Regions from separate parts of the Homo sapiens genome. Here region 2 is linked to region 1. A link is an interaction called in ENCODE POLR2A ChIA-PET data of the cell type or tissue named here. Cell type or tissue: CD4-positive, alpha-beta T cell. All regions are shown on one strand. Each heading gives the region's core, and the rest is flanking DNA. Links, peaks and the distances in the headings are about the cores only.

The links. ChIA-PET counts read pairs that join two places held together with the same protein. Peaks named below come from ENCODE experiments on the same cell type or tissue, not always from the same donor. Only the 100,000 strongest peaks of a DNase experiment are listed, where the experiment ranks them.
Region 2: POLR2A ChIA-PET joins it to region 1 with 5 read pairs; 3 of 35 experiments call an interaction of 5 or more read pairs at or near these places.

The regions. Positions count from the first base shown.
Region 1 is chr4:102,875,769-102,880,167 of GRCh38, reverse strand. The region is part of intron 1 of CISD2 (CDGSH iron sulfur domain 2); the gene reads right to left. Among named protein-coding and RNA genes, the nearest start is that of CISD2, 9.0 kb to the right of the region's middle. In CD4-positive, alpha-beta T cell, for the core only: no CTCF peak of the experiment used is centred there; a DNase peak (open chromatin) is centred at 1,607.
Region 2 is chr4:102,972,315-102,976,713 of GRCh38, reverse strand. All of the region lies in intron 3 of SLC9B1 (solute carrier family 9 member B1), which reads left to right. Among named protein-coding and RNA genes, the nearest start is that of SLC9B1, 45 kb to the left of the region's middle. In CD4-positive, alpha-beta T cell, for the core only: no CTCF peak of the experiment used is centred there; no DNase peak of the experiment used is centred there.

The sequences.
Region 1 (4,399 bases), core at 107-4,106:
GTTCGTGACCAGCCTGGCCAACATGGTGAAATCCCAACTCTACTAAAAATACAGAAAATTAGCTGGGCATGGTGGCACACGCCTGTAATCCCAGCTACTCAGGAGGCTGAGGCAGGAGAATCACTTAAATCCCGGAAGTGGAGGTGGCAGTGAGGTAAGATCTCACCACTGCACTCCAGCCTGGGAGACAGAGAAGAGACTCTATCTCAAAAAAATAAAAAAAATAAAAAATAAAAGAAAAAGAGAGATACAAGGGCAGGGACCTTATTTGTCTGATCATCTGTGTCCCCAGTGTCTATATAACGTCTGGCTCAATTTATTTAACTTACTTTTGTTTGAAGTGTTTAATTTACAGTTCAGTTTATTGAGCTTTGTGCTTTTTGTTTGTTTGTTTTTGAGATGGAGTCTCGCTCTGTCGCCCAAGCTGGAGTGCAGTGGCATGATCTTGGCTCACTGCAACCTCTGCCTCCCGGGTTCAAGCGATTCTCCTGCCTCAGCCTTCTGAGTCACTAGGATTACAGGTGCCTGCCAAAACGCCCTGCTAATTTTTATATTTTTAGTAGAGATGGGGTTTCACCATGTTGGCCAGGCTGGTCTCAAACTCCCATCTGCCTGCCTCAGCCTCCCAAAGTGCTGAGATTACAGGCATTAGCCACCGCACCTGGCCAAGCTTTGTGTTTGTGAAGCGCTCAGTTTGATGAGTTTTGTAACTATATGGACCTATAAACACCACCTAAGACAAAATACATTTCCATTGCCCCAGAAAGTTTGCTCTTGTAGTACTTTCCCAATCAATCCCCCCCTTCTGATTTTTATTAAGTGCTTACTAAACATTTTCTGAAAGAATAAATCAATTTCTCATTGTTAAACAAATTTTTACTATATAATTATTACTATAAAAATTAAATATTTACTATATAATTATTAAGTATCTACTAATATGGTTTGGCTCTGTGTCCCCATCCAAATCTCATCTCAAATTGTAATCCCATAATCCCCACGTCAAGGGAGGAACCTGGTGGTTGGTGATTAAATCATCAAGGCAATCTCCCCCATGCTGTTCTCCTGATAGTGAGTTCTCATGAGATCTGGTTTTAAAATGGGCTCTTCCTGCTTTGCTCTTCACTCTTCTCTCCTGCCTCGTGAAAAAGGTGCCCCTTCCACCATAATTGTAAGTTTCCTGAGGCCTCCCTAGTCATGCGTAACTGTGAGTCAATTAAACTTATTTCTTTTATAAATTACCCAGTTTGGGGTAGTATTTTTATTTTATGTTTTTATTTCTTTTATAGCAGTGTGAAAGCTAATACAGTAAATTGCTACAACAGAGAGTTGGGTACTGCTATAAAGATACCTGAAAATGTGGAAGCAATTTTGGAACTGGGTAACTGGCAGAGGTTGGAACACTTTGGAGGGCTCAGAAGACAGTAAGATGTGGGAAAGTCTGGAACTTCCTAGAGACTTATTGAATGGTTTTGACCAAAATGCTGACAGTGATATGGACAATAACATCCAGGCTGACGTGGTCTCAGCTGGAGATGAGGAACTTACTGGGAAATGGAGCAAAGGTCACTCTTGCTATGCTTTAGCAAACAGACTGGTGGCATTTTGCCCCTGCCCAAGAGACTGATGAAACTTGAGAGAGAGATGACCTGAAATCGGAACTTAGGTTTAAAAGGGAAGCAGAGCATAAAAGTTTGGAAAATTTGCAGTCTGATGATGCAACAGAAAAGAAAAACCCAGCTGGGTGCTGGTGGCCCATGCCTGTAATCCTAGCACTTTGGGAGGCTGAGGCGGGCAGATCATGAGGTCAAGACATCGAGACCGTCCTGGCCAACATGGTGAAACCCCGTCTCTACTAAAAATACAAAATTAGCTGGGCATGGTGGTGCACACCTGTAGTTCTACTCGGGAGGCTGAGGCAGGAGAATCACTTGAACCCAGGAGGCGGAGGTTGCAGCAAGCTGAGATTGTGTCACTGCACTCCAGCTTGGGTGACAGTGTGAGACTCTGTCCCCCTCCTTCCCCCCGCCCCCCCAAAAAAAAGAAAAACCCATTTTCTGGGGAGAAATTCAAGCTGGCTGCAGAAATTTGCATAAGTAACAAGGAGCCAAATATTAATTGCCAAGACAATGGGGAAAATGTCTCCAGGACATGTCAGAGGTCTTCACAGCAGGCCCTTCCATCACAGGCCCAGAGGCCTAGAAGGAAAAAATGGTTTTGTGGGCCAGGCCCAGGGCTTTGCTGCTTTGTGCAGTATTGGGACTTGATGCCCTGTGTCCCAGCCATGGCTAAAAGGGGCCAACATACAGCTTGAGCCACTGCTTCAGAGGGAGCAAGCCACAAGCCTTGGTGGCTTCCATGTGGTGTTGGGCCTGTGGGTGCATAGAAGTCTAGAATTGAGGTTTGGGAACTTCACCCTAGATTTCAAAGGATGTATGGAAACACCTGGATGTCCAGGCAGAAGTCTACTGCAGGGGTGGAGCCTTCATGGAGAACCTCTGCTAGGGCAGTGCAAAGGGGAAATGTGGGGTTGGAGCCCTCACACAGAGTCCCCACTGTGTCACTGCCTGGCAGAGCCATGAGAAGGCGGCTACCTGCTCCAGACCCCAGAATGGTATATCTAACAACAGCTTGCACCATGCATCTGGAAAAGCCGCAGGCACTCGATGCCAGCCCTTGAAGGAGCTGCCCAAGGCCATGGGAGCCTACCCCTGGCATCAGTGTTCTCCAGATGTGACATGGGGTCAAGGAGAACATTTTGGAGCTTTATGATTTAATGACTGCCCCACTGGATTTCAGACTTGCATGGGCCCTGTGGCCCTTCTGTTTTGGCCAATTTTGCCCATTTGGAATAGGTGTATTTACCCAGTGCCTGTACTGCCATTGTATCTTAAAAGGAACTAACTTATGTTTTATTTTACTGGCTCATAGGTGGAAGGGACTTGCCTTGTTTCAGATGAGACTCTGTACTGTGGACTTTTGAGTTAATGATGAAATGAATTAAGACTCTGGAGGACTGTTGGGAAGGCATGATTGATTTTGAAATGCAAAATGAATGTGAAATTTGGGAGGAGCCAGGGGTGGAATAATATGGCTTGGCTCTGTGTCCCCACCCAAATCTCACCTCTTATAATCCCCATAATTTCCACATGTTGAGGGAGGAAACTGGTGGGAGGTGATTGGATCATGGGAGTGGTTTTCCCCATGCTGTTCGCATGAGATCTGGTTTTATAAGGGGCTCTTGCCCTTTCACTCCTCACTCTTCTCTCTCCAGCCTCCTTGTGAAGAAGGTGTCTGCGCTCCCTTCTACCATGACCGTAAGTTTCCTAAGGCCTACCTAGCCATGCAGAACTGTGAGTCAACTAAACCTCTTTCCTTTATAAATTACCCATTCTTGGGTATTATCTTTTTTTTTTTTCCAGATGGAGTCTTACTCTGTCACCACGCTGGAGTGCAGTGGCATGATCTTGGCTCACTGCAATCTCCACCTCAGGGGTTCAAGTGATTCTCCTGCCTCAGCCTCCTGAGTAGCTGGGATTACAGGTGTGCATCACCAAACCCAGCTAATTTTTTTGTATTTTTAGTACAGATGGGGTTTCACCATGTTGACCAGGATGGTCTCGATCTCCTGACCTCATGATCTGCCCACCTTGGCCTCTCAAAGTACTGGGATTACAGGCATGAGCCACAGCACCTGGCCTCTTGAGTAGTTACCTTTATAGCAGTGTGAAAACAGACTAATACACCTACTATGTAGAGATACTGTGCTAAATGCAAATACAGTAGCTGTCTTATTTATATCTATGTAACCAGTGCTTAGTAATTTGCACATAACAGGACTTCAGTAAACAACTAATTCAGTTTATCTGTGGTATAAATCCAGATTTTCATATACTTGGAACCAGGTTTCTTTTGTCTGTAAAGCAGGAATAACAACTGTAAGCTCATTTGTTCAACAATATTTACTTAGTACCTACCACACTCCACAAACTGCACTATGTGGGGATACAGGCTAATAGATAAGGTCCCTTCTCTCATAGGGTATATATTTCAGAGGACAGAGACTATAAACAAGTGAACAAATAAACAAGATGATCACAGACTATAGTAACTGTTATAAAGGAAATAAAGGATGACATAAGAGAAAAACTAACCTGGGGCAAAGCAGTAGGGTGGCTGCAATTTTAGGTAAGGGGTCAGGGAAGGTTTCTGAAAAAAGAACCTTTAAGCAGAGACCTAACGAATGAGAAGCCAGGAGCTCAAGCACTTGAGCGCAGAATTTTCAAGGCACAAAGAAAAGTAAAGAGTCTTCTAACTTCATAGGATTGCTGGGAGAAACGAATGAAGTAGGAACCCACTCAGTAAAAACTACAGAACACAATTCAAACTATTAATGCAT
Region 2 (4,399 bases), core at 195-4,194, 96 kb before region 1:
TTCACGTTGCTATATCTGTGTCCATCCTATCCCTTAACTTACCATGTCCTTATCTTTGCCTATTGAAATTTCATCTTTCAAGAACCTATGATTTTTTTCCAGATTTTCCAGTTTTACTTTGGCACTTATGCCATTTTAATTTGTACAACATTTCTGTCTTTTTTATTAAATTAATTGTAAGTTCCTTCAAAGCAGGTATTAGCTCTTTATGACTGGGACCTATCCTTGCATATAGTCTTTCAGAAACCATTTATTAAATTAGCTAATGCAATATAAATTAGTTATTGCTTCAAATGAGATGTCATGAAAACTATTGATGACTGTTAAGAAATGATAATATCTTTGAATTTCAGAAGAGACTTAATTTCTTGATTTTAAAGTAGAAGTTCAAAGTAAATCAATACTGATATCTACATTCAAGACCTAGAATATTACGTAGGCTAGTAAATGTTATCCTTCATCTCTGGAGTATGAAAACGACCGTAACTGGTGAAATTGCTGGGGTTTATCTGACTAAGTGTATTAACCAAATCCAGTGAACGTTTCTGTCTGCATCGTATTCAAGATCTTTCCAGCTTTTGACACCAATGATCACTCTCTTATTGAAACACTTGTCTTTTTTTTCTAATTCTGAGGCACCAACTGGTTTTCTTCTTCCCTCACTGCTTCTTCCTTTCTTGTCTTCCATATTCCATTCTTCTTTTCCTAACTTCTAAATACCAAATATCACTCAGGACTTAGACCTGGGCCTTTTCCTCTTTTCTTTTTATATAGTTTTTCTATGTGGTCTCATCAATGTCCAAGATATCATATTTATGCATGTGACCTTCTAATTTAAACATTATCTGGCCAGGCGTGGTAGTTCACACCTGTAATCCCAGCACTTTGGGGGCTGAGGCGGGCAGATCACCTGAGGTTGGGAGTTCAAACCAGCCTGGCCAACATGGTGAAACCCCATCTCTACTAAAAAATACAAAATTAGCCAGACATCATGGCATGCACCTGTAGTCCCAGCTACTCAAGAGGCTGAGGCAGGAGAATCGCTTGATCCCCAGGAGGCGGAGGTTGCAGTGAGCCGATATTGCACCACTGCACTCCAGCCTCAAAAAAAAAAAAAAAAAAAAAAATATATATATATATATATATATGTATATATAATCATTATAGATATAGTTGAAGCTTCCTGTGTACTATTTTCCAACCTCATTCCCCTCCTTTTCCTGGAGGTACCAACTATTCAGATAAAAGCAGAAATTAATGTCAGTAGCAGTGTGTTCATCATGTGTCTATGCCTTCATGACAAAGGAAGTTTAAAAACTTGAGTTCCTGGCTTCTACACTGGGAAAGTAATATTAATAATGTTAGAAATTCTCCAAACATGGGGTGACTTATTAAAACCTGCTCAGGCCAGGTGCCGTGGCTGATGCCTGTAATCCCAACACTTTGGGGCACCAAGGTGGAAGAATCATTTGAAGCCAAGAGTTTGAGGCTAGCCTGGGCAACATAGTGAGACTTCATCTCTACAAAATAAAAACTTTTTTAAAATTAGCTAGGCATTGTGGTGTGTGCCTGTAGTCCCAGCTACTCAGGAGGCTAAGGCAGAGGGTCCCTGGAGCCCAGGAGTTCAAGGATGCTGTGAGCTATATGATCATGCCAATATTCCAACCCAGGCAGCAGGGCAAGACCCTGTCTCTTTAAAAATAATAAAATAAAATAAAAGCTGCTTGGGCAAACTGTTAAATGTTTGCTTCTATTCCTGAGGTACCCAACGGGTCCAGAATTTTTTTAGAATACATTACTAGATTTACTATTATTTTATTTTAGATGTTTGTATCTAAGCTTAGTTTGGCCTCCAATTTTCTTGGATTATAATGATCTTAAATATTTATATTGCATTTATGTTAGCCTCACAAAATGAATTGAAGGTGTTCCCTCTTTTTCCATTCTCTGAAATTATTTTGATGTGATAGTGGTTATTTATATGTTCTTTGAATGTTTGGTAGAACTTTCATATTAAAGTATCTCATACTAGTGGGTGTTTTCTGAGAAAGTATTTACTGATTGAATTTTTAAAAATAGATACAGGAATATTCAGGTGTCCCATTTCTTCTTGACTAAGTGTTTATAAGTTATAGTAGCCAACGAAGTTGTTCATTTCACTTATGTTTTTAGACTGTTGTCATATAGTCATTTATAGTATTCACTTTATTTTTTCACTCATATTTTATGTTACATTTCATTTTTTATTCCTAATATTGCTTATTTATGCCTTCTCTTTTTAATTAATCAATCTTACCAGAAGTGTGTCTATTTTATTATTCTTTTCAAAGAATCAGCATTTGGTTTTGTGAATCTTGCCTATTGTTTTTTTGTTTTATAGTTTATTAATGTCTATTTCTACTTTTTGCCTTATTTCCTTTAATTTATTTTATTTAGGTTTACTCCGATTTTTTTTTTTTTTTTTTTTTTTTCAATTTTAGACAGAGTCTTGCTCTGTTGCCCAGGCTGGAATGCAGTGGCCCAATCTCGGCTCACTGCAACCTCTGCCTCCCCAGCTCAAGCAATTCTTCTGCCTCAGCCTCCTGAGTAGCTGGGATTATAGGCACCTGCCACCACACCCAGCTAATTTTTGTATTTTCAGTAGAGATGGGGGTTTCACCATGTTGGCCAAGCTGGTCTTGAACTCCCGACCTCAGGTAATCCGCCCGCCTTGACCTCCCAAAGTGCTGGGATTACAGGCCTGAGCCACCATGCCCAATCTCTTTTTCTCTTTCCAAACTTCCGAAGGTGGACGCTTAACTAATTTTCACCCTATTTTTCAATATAAACATTTAAAGATATAAATTACCCTTTCAGTACTGCCTCAGCTCTATCTCACAAGTTTTGTTATGTAGTATTTCACTTCCAAATATCTTCTGATTTTTGTTTTCATGTCTTCTTTGACTGAAAAATTATTTAAGGTATGCCTTTAGTTTGAAAATGAAAGAAATTTACATTTTTTTCTATTATAAATTGCATTTTAGTTACAGAGTATAAGCCACATGTTATAATGTTTGTTTATTTGTTGTGATTTGATTCATAGGCTAGTATAGGTTCAGTTCTCCTAAGACTTTATCAGGCTTCAAAGTATATATATTCTCTAATTTGAGCATATGGAAGTCTATATATTTCCTTTAAATTAAGCTTTTTTAATACGGTGGTTAAAATCTGAGATAATCTTACTACATTTTGATTTTCATTGACTCAGAGGTTTAAGTTTCTTCAAGGTTGAGGATTTAGCCATTTTTCTTTGTAATTCTGTCAATTTGTGCTTCATATATTTTAAGGTTGAATTGTTACTTGCATAGATGTCTTTACATAATGACTTTTATTCCTCAGAATGTTTTTTGTCTTATAGTTTTTGATATGAAAATAGCTATACCAGCCATATATTGGTTAATATTTGTTTTATTTATCATTTACTCTTCTCATACCTTCAGAATTTTGTGTCTTCATGTTTTTAACTATTACAGGTGATACCTGGATTTTCATGTTTTTAATCCAGTCTTCAAGTGTCTGTCTTTAACTAATTTAGACCATTTAAGTTTATTGTGGTTATTGATAAATTTATATTTATTTCTGTCATCATGTTTTGTGCTTTCTGTTAACCATATTATTTCTCTAATACTTTTCCCCAATGCATTCTGTTAGATTGATCAAGGTTTTTCCCCTCTATTTGTTTAAAAGTTGTATGTTCTAGTTCTATTCTATTCACGATTACCCTTGAAATTTAATATGTGTACTTGAATTAACAAGTAATTAAAAAATTAATTTTAAAATTAAAATCACGTTTCATCTTGAAGGATGCATTAATTTTGATCACCCTCATTTGTCTCCAACTTATGGTTTTCCAGTACTTTTGTTCCAATTTATATTTTATCAGCTTTTTTGAGGTATAATATACAGACCACAAAATTTATTTATTTTAAATGCACATTTTGATGAGTTTTGGTAAATTTATAGAGTTGTACAACAATTACAAAAATTCAGTTTTTGAATACTTACATAATCTCAAAAAGTTTCCTCATGCTTATTTGCATTAAATCCTCCCTCCCACCTACCCAAGTCCCAAGTAACAAATGATCTGCTTTTTTTATAGTTTTGCCTTCCATGAAAAGTTACATAGATTGGCCAGGCACAGTGGCTCACACCTGTAATCCTAGCACTTTGGGAGGCCGAGGCGAGCAGATCACCTGAGCCCAGGAGTTCAAGACTAACCTAGGCAACATGGTGAAACCCCATCTCTACTAAAAATACAAAAATTAGCTGGGCATGGTGGCACACCTGTCAGCTACTCGAAGGCTGAAGTGTGATGGATTACGTTTATTGATTTGTGTATATTGACCCAGGCTTGCATCCC